2 separate regions of the Homo sapiens genome follow, and region 1 is linked to region 2. A link is a loop called in an ENCODE intact Hi-C map of the cell type or tissue named here. Cell type or tissue: A673. All regions are shown on one strand. Each heading gives the region's core, and the rest is flanking DNA. Links, peaks and the distances in the headings are about the cores only. Region 1 overlaps GORAB-AS1 (GORAB antisense RNA 1). Region 2 overlaps PRRX1 (paired related homeobox 1).

The links. Peaks named below come from ENCODE experiments on the same cell type or tissue, not always from the same donor. Only the 100,000 strongest peaks of a DNase experiment are listed, where the experiment ranks them.
Region 1: it touches region 2 in a loop (6-fold over the local background); 1 of 110 quality-filtered maps calls a loop at or near these places.

What each region holds. Positions count from the first base shown.
Region 1 is chr1:170,487,910-170,493,300 of GRCh38, reverse strand. All of the region lies in intron 1 of GORAB-AS1 (GORAB antisense RNA 1), which reads left to right. Among named protein-coding and RNA genes, the nearest start is that of GORAB, 42 kb to the left of the region's middle. RefSeq lists an enhancer at 5,230-5,391. In A673, for the core only: no CTCF peak of the experiment used is centred there; no DNase peak of the experiment used is centred there; H3K27me3 peaks cover 4,524 bases.
Region 2 is chr1:170,712,115-170,717,505 of GRCh38, reverse strand. All of the region lies in intron 1 of PRRX1 (paired related homeobox 1), which reads right to left. Among named protein-coding and RNA genes, the nearest start is that of PRRX1, 51 kb to the right of the region's middle. In A673, for the core only: no CTCF peak of the experiment used is centred there; a DNase peak (open chromatin) is centred at 3,185; H3K27me3 peaks cover 2,512 bases.

The DNA of each region.
Region 1 (5,391 bases), core at 80-5,079, 220 kb after region 2:
GTATTCTGTTGATGGATATTTAGAAGACTACTATATTTTGCTTTTATAAACAAAGTTGCAATAAATAATCTTGTATACATTTCATTTTTTATATGCATGAGTAAATCTGTAGAGTATATTCTAAACGTGGAATTGCTGGTTAAAGGGTATGTGCACTTATAATTTTGATAGGCATGGTCAGAATGCCCTGCAAACAGATTTTATTTGTTTAAATGTTCACAATCTATGTATAAAAGTGTTTCCTTCAAATCTGAATTTATTTTAATATATTTAAGAGCTGTTTATATTTTCTTTCCTATGATCAGTTTGCTCACATTCTCTGCTCATTAATTTACTGAATGGTTGGGTTTTTTCTTATTGATAAATAGGAGTTCTTTATGTATTAGAGAAATTATATCTTTATTTCTTGTGCAAATATTTTCTCACCATTTTTTCTTGATTTCAATTTTATTGTGAGTGTTGCCATGTAGAATGTTTTCTTTAAATTTTTTGTACCAAGTTTATCAATTTTTCAGTGACCTCTGGATTTTGTTTCTACTTAAATTTTCTCACTTGAAAGAATAAAATATTTTTCATGGCTTTTTTTCTACTACTTTTATGATTGTATTTCTTATACTTAAATATTTGATCAATTTTAGATTTATTCTGGTAAACAATATAAATCTAAATTTATTTTTTTTTCAGGTAGTTACCCAGATTTCCCATAATGTTAGTATATAATCCATATTTTCAATGCTATTTTGAAATGTTCCTGTATCTTTTACTATGTAATTATATGTATTTGAATCTATTTCTGGAATTTCTTTTCTCTCTCATAAGCTTATCTGTCTATTCATGTACAAGCATCTTTTTTAAAAAAAATCTGTTAAATTTTTAATATATTTATAATATGTATTAAAATGTGATAGAATAGCTTCCTTTTCTTGATTTAGTTTTTCAGAAATTTTCTGGCAATTTTTACTTGCTTATTTTTCTGATGATCTTTAGAGATTAGCTTAGTCTTATCAACCCTCTCAAACAAATATATCAAATTTATAAATTAAGTGAAATTGACACTTTCATATTTTGGGGGTATTTCTTTGCAAATACATGGTATTCCTTCCCAGTTGTTTAAATGTGTATGTGTTCATGTGTGTTTATGCTATGTGTATATGTGAATATATGTGCATATTTTGTGACTCTTAGGAGCATTTAAAAATTTTCTTCACTTCTTATTTATTTCTGGTTAAGTGTCTTCCTAAATTTTTGTTGTTTTCAGATTTGATCTAATAAGAACACAGCTTCATGCCCAGGAATTACATATAAAACAGGTGTCTTAGTAGAGTTGAAATGAATAGTTTGTAATAAAGGAAGGAAACAAATCTAGTTTAAACAGGTAGAAAGATACTTAAACAGACCCATACAAGACAAACACAAAAATTACATTTGATACTCATGAAAAGGGGTAATGCTAAAATACCCCTGGTCACCCACTAGATTGGCAAAGATCATAAAGTTTAATAGCATACTGTGCCGATGAGGGTAAGTGACAGGCATTCTTATACATAATTAGTAGGTGGGTACGTTGTTAAACCTCACTGGAGGGCAATATTGTGATAGCTACTGCAGGAGACCAGAATATGCCACCTAAAAAAATGTTTCTTAAGAATTAGATGGTATCTCACTCTGTTCCCCAGGCTAAACTGCAGTGGCATGGCAGTTCACTGTGGCTTTGAACTCCTGGGCTCAAGGGATCCTTCCACCTCAGCCTCCCAGGTAGCAGGGACTATAGGGGTAAACCACCACACCTCGCTTTTTAAAGAAATCTTACACACAGGAGGAGCTCTGTAAACAGAGCAGAAGTTTACCTGTAAGCTTTTGTTAGGGAAATTGACATGTATAAAGGAAATGCCCGTTGGTAAAAGCATCTCCTCTCTGTACCAGGAAGAGAAAGATGAAATCACTAGAAACCTTCATCAGTGGAGAAGGCACTAACTTAAATCTGCACAGTAACCTTACCCTTGTTTTACCAAGTTTTTTTTCTGTGCATCTGCCCATAATAGGCCTTCCCCCATACCCTTATTTCTTTGTTTCAGTTGAAGATGATGCCTGAACTTAAAGCTACTTCTTAGGAAAATTATTCATTCACTGAGTGGCTCCCATTTATACATGAGGTATACATGTTAATAAACTTCAGTTTATTTTTCTCTTGTACATCTGTCTTTTGTTAAGGGGTCTGTTTCAACTAAGAACCTTAGAGGGGTGAAGAAAAAAGTTATTTTTTTTCCCTACAACTCTTTGAGTTTAAATGGCCTAATGTTCAGAGGCTTAAATCAAGTCTCAAGTCCTCCCTCCCTGTCTTACACTTGTTTAATAAAAAGAAAGCTACTGTTGCATTAAGGGCCAAATACTTTAGGCTATTATTTTTATTAATGTTTTAAAAATTTCTTCTCATGCAGTCACCCTGCAGTAAGCTATTGAGTTTCTGTCAAATAAACAGCAGTAGGAAAAAACTGTAAAGAAAACTGAAATGAGAATAGTCTGTGTTGGTGTTGCTGGTTTTTAACTTTATTTTCTAAAACGTAACCTGTAGCAAAATGGGAATATTGGGCTTTTACCATTACTTTCTCTTTGCTGATTAAATGCAAGAATGACTGGATGCTGCATAAAAATATGCTTATGTTTATGTAAGCTGTTTATGTTTACATTTAGGAAATCCTGGAAGAAGACTTTTTAGGAAAGGTGGAGGATGCAAATAGTGGGTTAAGAGTAGCTTTAGGTACCTGGGAATATTAACACAAAATTCCATTAAAAAATAAATATTGGTAGGGGTAAAGGGTGAGCTGCTTTTAATATTTTGAATTAATACAAAGGATACATTATTATTGATGACAAATAACAATTAGAAAGCATTTTTTTTCAACTTTTATCTTAGGTTCGGGGGTACACGTACTGGTTTGTTATACGGGTAAATTGAGTGTTGTGGAGGTTTGGTATACAGGTTATTTAGTCACTCAGATAATAAGCATAGTACCTGGTAAGTAGTTTTTGGATCCTCACCCACCTCCCACCCTCCACACTCAGGTAGGTTCCAGTGTCTATTGTTCCTTTCTTTACGCCCATGTCTACTCAGTGTTCACCTCCCACTTACAAGTGATAACATGCAGTATTTGGTTTTCTGTTCCTGCATTAATTTGCTTATGATAATGGCCTCTAGCTCCATCCATGTTGCTGCAAAGGACATGATCTCTTTCTTTTTTTATGGTTGTATAGTATTTGATAGTGTATAGGTACCACATTTTCTTTATCCAGTTCTCTGTTGATGGGCATCTAGGTTGATTACATGTCTTTGCTATTGTGAATAGTGCAGTGTTGAACGTATATGTGCATGTGTCTTTATGGTAGAATGATTTATATTCCTTTGGGCATATACCCAGTAATGGGATGGCTGGGTCAAATGGTTGTTCTGTTTTTAGTTCTTTGAGAAATCTTCAGACTGCTTTCCACAGTGGCTGAGCTAATTTACATTCCCACCAACAGTGTATAAATTTTCCCTTTTCTCTGCAACCTCGCCTGCACCTATTATTTGTTGTTTTTTTAATAATAGCCATAATTCTGACTGGTATGAGATGGCATCTCATTTGTTTTTGATATTTATTTCTCTACTGATTAGTGATGTTGAACATTTTTTCATATACTTGTTGGACATGTGTATGTCTTCTTTTTTTGTTGTTTGTTTGTTTCTTTGAGATGGAGTTTCACTGTTGCCCAGGCTGGAGTGCAATGGTGCAATCTCAGCTCACTGCAACCTCTGCCTCCTGGGTTCAAGTGATTCTCCTGTCTCAGCCTCCCGAGTAGCTGGGATTACAGGTGCCTGCCACCATGCCCAGCTCATTTTTTCTATTTTTATTAGAGAAGGGGTTTCACTATGTTGGCCAGGCTGGTTTCAAGTTCCTGACCTCAGGTGATCCACCTGCCTCGGCCTCCCAAAGTGCTGGGATTATAGGCGTGAGCCACCGCGCTCAGTCTTATGTCTTCTTTTTAGAAGTTTAGAAGTGTCTGTTCATGTTCTTCACTCCTTTATTCCCCCCGTCTTTTTTCTTTCTTTCTTTTTTGAGACAGAGTCTCCCTCTGTCACTGAGGCTGGAGTGCAGTGGCATGATCTCGGCTCACCACAACCTCCACCTCCCGGGTTCAAGCAATTCTTCTCCCTCACCCTCCCGAGTAGCTGGAATTAGAGGCACACACCACCACGTCCAGCTAATTTTTTTTTTTTTTGAGACAGAGTCTTGCTCTTTCACCCAGGCGGGACTGCAGTGGCGCTATCTTGGCTCACTGCAAGCTCTGCCTCCCGGGTTCACACCATTCTCCTGCCTCAGCCTCCTGAGTAGCTGGGACTACAGGCGGCTGACACTGCGCCCAGCTATTTTTTTTTTTTATTTTATTTTTTTTTTTTTAGTAGAGACGGTTTCACTAGCTATTTTTTTTTTTTTTAATTTTTTGTAGAGATGGGGTTTCACCATGTTGGCCAGGCTGGTCTTGAACTCCTGACCTCAAGTGATCTGCCTGCCTCGGCCTTCCAAAGTGCTGGGATTACCGGCATGAGGCACCACACAAAGGAACTATAGTGGCAGCCACCAGGAAGCACCCTAGTTGGGCATCTGAGACTGTGCTGAAAGTAGGCATGGCCAGGCAGGGACTCTGTGAGAGGGTGACAGACAGGAGGGTGCTCAGATCAGACTGGCTCCATCCCACAGGCAAGAAAGCCTTTTTCTGTCGAAGTCTGACAGTCAACAAAGACCAAAGCCACCTAGAGGAGTATGATGAGCCTTAGGGGATAGGCCTCCCTGGCCATGTCCCACTGCAGCTATTCCCACACCAAACCCTCTGGGCTCCCTGTAGGCTGGAGTTCTGTCCCTGCCATCTCTCCAAACAGCTCTCCCTGTCAGCTCAAATGTCCATGGGGGTCTCAGGGTCTCTGCAGCTAGGATTCCAGAGGTCTGTGGCAAGAGTGGGTCACTCCTCATCTGTTCAACTCACTTCTGCCCCAGAAGCTGCTGGGGGCCAGAAAGGAGTCATGGTGCTCAGCAGCCCAATGCAGGGTTCCCAGCTTCCTCCCACTTCAACCCAGGGTCTGCGTCCTCCCTCTGTCCACTCCAAATGCCTTCCCTCCAAAGATCTGCTTGGAGTGTGCCAGTCTTCTTGATGGTCTTGTCATTCCATGGTAGACGCTCTTCCTGGCAGCATCTAGTTGGCCACCTTGGCTAGAATCCCTACAAAGCTATTTTATTAGGTGAGTTGGGTGAGAACCTATTTAAAGATGTTGTTGAAAGATACCAGAATATGCCACCTCAAAATATGACTCTGTTACATAGAATATTCTGAGCTAAAGACAGTTGAGAACCTGCAGGT
Region 2 (5,391 bases), core at 171-5,170:
GACTTGTTTTCTTCTCTCAAAGAAAATTCTTTCTTAGGTGCAACCACAAATTATAAATCTTTTATGTTGTTTCAAAAGCCTATTTCTTCTTGTACTGCCAACTGCAATCAAGACCAAGAATATTTTATGTTTTGTTCTTAGTATTACAACCTGCTACATAATCTCAGTAGTTCTTTGAAATATTCCACTGTTCAATCAAATTCCACTGACTGTCTACCATAAACCACCAACTCCCCTGATGTGGGAGTAAGGGAAATGGAGAATTATAGTTTATGACAGGGAATAAATAGCTATGATGACCTGAAGCAATTCCAGCAAAAGTTTCCCAGTGAATGTTCTTGTTGTTTTTAACAAATGAAAACACTAGTTCAGATCATGTTGAAGGTGAGAAAAGACACAAATAACAGGGATCCAGGGAGTCTGGCTCTGGCAAATGTCCTTCAGAGTGCAAGTATAATAGAAAGAGACGATGAGCGGGCAACAGAGACAGCTCGAGCAGCAGTCCTGGGGATGGTCTGTCTTTGCTCACTAATCACAAAATGTGAGCTCCCTGTTTTTCCCCAAGAATGCAGAACAGGACCCAGCACAGTATCTTCAGCAGTACAAAAGGAAACATAAACACTGTAGAGGTTTACAAATGCAGGGTATCTGAAGGACCTGTGATAAACACATTTATCAGATTCTTGGCTCTGGTTGAATACAGGGGAGAGAAAGCAGTGTATTTTTACTAATTCCAAGAGGGTCATCTTTTCTTGCAAAAACAACTACAGTGAAAGTTGATTTTGAAACATGCTGTCTGAAGATACTGACATCCAACTGGATATTAGAATGCATCTCATTCTTTGGCATTCTAAAATGGGAAGGATTCACCAAGTTGTAGAATAACCAGCGGAAACATGAATACATTTTTTTTTTTTTTTTTGAGATGGAGTCTCGCTCTGTCGCCCAGGCTGGAGTGCAGTGGCGCGATCTTGGCTCACCGCAACCTCCGCCTCCTGGGTTCACACCATTCTCCTGCCTCAGCCTCCCGAGTAGCTGGGACTACAGGCACCTGCCACCACGCCCAGCTAATTTTTTGTATTTTTAGTAGAAACGAGGTTTCACCGTGTTAGCCGGGATGGTCTCGATCTCCTGACCTCGTGATCCACCTGCCTCGGCCTCCCAAAGTGCTGGGATTACAGGCGTGAGCCACTGCTCCTGGCCTACATGGATACATTTTTTATCAAAGTTGCAATGTTTCAAATCCAAAGTGTTTATGGATTTTATAATTTTTTTGATGATTGAGTAAACTGAAAATATGTAGTTATTGTTGCTCTTAGTAAAAACAAGCAAAACAGCCTTATAAATAGGTGTAGTCTTGCTGGGATCATGAGTCATAAAATATTGGCATCTAATGAAACCCATGAAATTGTCGAATTCAACCATCTTATTTTACAGATGAGTTAAATTAGATCTAGAAGAACAACGTGACTTGCCCAAAATCACAATGCGGACTTGGGACCTCCAGCCAGAGCAAGAAACCAGGATTCCCAATTCCATTCCACTCTTAAGTGCAGATGACAACATACACGCTGTGCAAGAGAGAAACAACAAAGCATCCAACACATAAATGGAAACCATTCCCCAGGGAAAATATTTATAGGAAAGACAGATTTTTCCATACTAGCTGTTATAAAGAGGGTCTGAGAAAGAGGGTCGATGAATATCACATGTTGTCCTTTCTACCAGAATAGCCATTAAAAAATGCAACCATTCTCATCTAGAAAGCCATTTTGATCCAGATGTTCTTGCATTCTTCTTTACAATGATATCCATAAGTCCTTGCTTCATCAATTAAATAAGTGCAGGGTTATTTTAGCTTAGTAGTATGCCCCATCTTCTATCTTCTCCCACAATCATAGGAGATGATTTTCACTTTAGGACACAGTTTAAAATCTCTCTGTTCCTAAAACACATCTCAAATCTTACCTTCTCTATAAACCTTTTCTGATAGCACCAATTCATATTGATTTCTCAGGCTCTAAATTTATATACATATATTAGTATATTATCAAATACTTTTTAAAAATTATGGTTCAATATTTTCTCTGTAAATATTTTGTCACCTTAATGTATTCAGGTATTTCTATAGAAAAGAGATAGGATTCCTTGACATATTACATTACAGTAAAAGTTGAAAGAGTTATAGTAATGTCATGGTATAGAAGCAGTCCCACAATATTAGAATTTTAGTGATTTATTTAAAGTTTTAAAGGACTGAGTAATTTCTGAATTCTTTTTAACAATACATAGCAAGTAATTATGTTAGCATTGTCTTTTGTCTCTGGATAGTTTTACCCACAGAGGAAAAATTCTTTTGCAGTGTTTCTTTATCAGATAGGATAGTCACCAGATTTAGAGAGGGAAAAAGCCTTGTGGTCTGATTCCTCTGCAAATGTAGGAATTATTCTTTCATTTTTATCTTTTACTAGAAAAGCGGCTGCAGGATACATGAATTACTTAAACCACCAAGAAAATACACAAGAAAGAGGTACTAAAAGAGATGGGTGTTTCTAATGGATCACAATGTTAGAATACATATGAAGAACTTCTTGAGAAAAGAAGACTGTAAGCCCAAGGTAGGCTACCCTCTGTGCATTCAAATATGAGTTAAAGAGAACAATAGCCCTGACCTCGGCTCTAGTATGAAGTTCACTCTGGACTCCTCATGTGGCTGCTGAAGTTGCCCTAGAGGGAAGGTGGAGAAGAAGGCATAAAGTGCCATCCTCAAGCATGGGGACCTGACAGCATGTGGTGATCCCTATTCACTAAGGCCTTGCTCTTGCCATGCAAGCTTCAGCTAACTCCAACACCCCTCACCCTCTTCTGCTCTGCATCCTGTGGGAGGAACCTTAGAGATTCCAAATCATTGGTCAGCCAAACGTAATTTAAAGGTACGGAAAAACATATTTTAGGAATAAAATCTGAAGAAAAATGCGTTTCCTATGCCTGGGTCACATCAGTTTGGGAAAAAATCTGATGCAAGAAGATAAAATGCCAGCTCCAGTAGCAGAAACCAACTACCACATCAAAGTTTGTCATCTGCCTTTTGGTTGAAAGCATGGCAGGCAAGCGGATCTAAAGTGCAGCCCGCTGATCATTTTATGGGCATTGAACAATGTTTTCAAAGGAACTTATATTGCACAACAGCTACTTACTTTAATGGGATTTGTGTGGTTCAGGCCCCGTAACCTTTGGAAAATTGAAAGGAAGTGTAATTGCAAAAGCCACTAAAAACCGTTTAGCTTTTATTGCAAGGCCCATGAAAAGCAGTGAAATAGAGCTGTGGCATTCATTTGAGTTTCTTTGGCTACACTTAGCATTAACTGAAATTAGGACAGCATCTTTCTAATATGTGTCCTGATAAATGGCACATGGGTCACTTAACTGGGAAGATTGTTGCAATATAGACTGAGCTTAGTGCATCACAATGACCAAAGCCAAGTTTAGCAGCACACACACATCGTCTCAACAGCATAGCCCTTCAGCGGTCCTCCATCATTGACTCCCAGCACGTATCAAGAGCGAACAAATCTCTGCCAATACAAATACCCAACTGTGCAGCTATTGCGCATTATCACAGCACAGCTACCTGAACTATAGCCCACTAAAGCCCCTAAACTTTGTATGGTCGTCTTTACTGTCATCTTGGTATAGACTTGGTTCATTTTTAGTCAAGTATCAGACTAAGCCTTAGCAAATAGAATTAAAACATCTTATATGTGATTTGGGAAATGACATATGTTCTCTGGAGAACAAAATGCTCTAAGAAGTGTGAAATTACATTATTTTGCATGGTTTTGATCAAAGAGATGAGTCAGTGGCTCTGTGTAAAGCAACAGTGGTTCTGTGTAGATAGCTCAAAATTTAACTTTCTCAATATAGCCAACCCTCCTTTCAAGTAGAAAACACTCAAGAATGTGAGGTACTCTAAGGTGATTTGCACTGTTTTTAGCTTCTTTGTTATATATTTCTTTTCACCTCTATAGAACAAATACTTTTCTATAGCGCCAAAAATGTTAACACAATCCATATCACCTTAAGCGCTTTAACTCTCTTAAGACATTTTCCTTAAAGGATTATTGATCAGAACCCCTGAGAATATCCAACACAAAGCAAGGTTTTCCATGTAGTCCCATATTGGAACTGTACTTACTTCTGAGGCTATGTTGATAAATCTCCCCACCCCACCGCATTATGTGGGCATTTTCCGTGTGATGATGAATCTGTTTTAGGCTATAACTCCAGAGCACAACATTTGTGTTTGTATTTAATTGAAGCTCTTATCAATGTTCAGTAAGTGAATAATCAGACATGAAATACTACTACTAATAATAATACTAATGTATTCCTGAATCCATAATTTACTAATACGAATAACAATAATGTATTCATGAATATGTTAGAATTCTTACTGTAAGAGATGCATTATTGAACAGAGTACCCTCTCTTTGATAAAGACATGAAATTCTGGCTTCAGATATGTAAGCTACCTCCAATTTTTCTATGGATGAATTACCAGTTTACTCATTTTTTCAATTCATTGCAGGATGCCAAAAAAGGGGAAAATAAGAATCTTTTTGTCAGACCCAACTAGCTATAATTGGGATGGAAGCATAGTTGGAAGTGGAGTGGAGTAGAAAGTAAACCAGCTTAGAAATAAGAACAACCTTTGTTCTCATACAGATCCTGCCACTGACTAGCTGTGTGGCCTTGGATAAGATGTTTCACTTGTCTGAGCCTCAGTTTCCAAAATGATAAAATGGGAGTAGGATCACCTGCATCCTGGGGTCATTTGAAAATTTAATAAATGCATAAAAGGCACATAGGCTGACACATAGTAGGCATTTGACAAGAGGTGGATTTTACTTCTACCAGTGCTACCATAATGTGTTCTCAAAAATGGGCTGGTCAAGCCATTGCTGCTGTACCTTTACTCTTCTGCTCACTCTTTGTTGTTATTTAGCTGTTCAGTAAGATTTCTATCACAAAATAACTGGAGAGAAAGTGAGAAAGCCATTCAAATACGTTTATATGGCTCGGTCATGTTTGATGGAGAGCATAACAGAACTAGGAAACTGGAAAAATGAATAAAAGCTTTAAAATTCAGCAAGAACTGAGATATAGGGTAGACTCAAAATTGCACAAGGATATATATCATGCACAGGTGTTTGCCCCAAAAGTTCCATTTGGGGCATTTTTTTGCTATTATTCAATTCTTGGCTTTCTAAAAAGCCAACTTGCCTTCTTAAATTCAAATTTTGGAAAAAAAATCTAGAAAGCAAATAGATTCTAGTACTCAGACGGATAAGCAATTGGTACCTTTAACAAGTAGTCTCACTAGAAATTAGC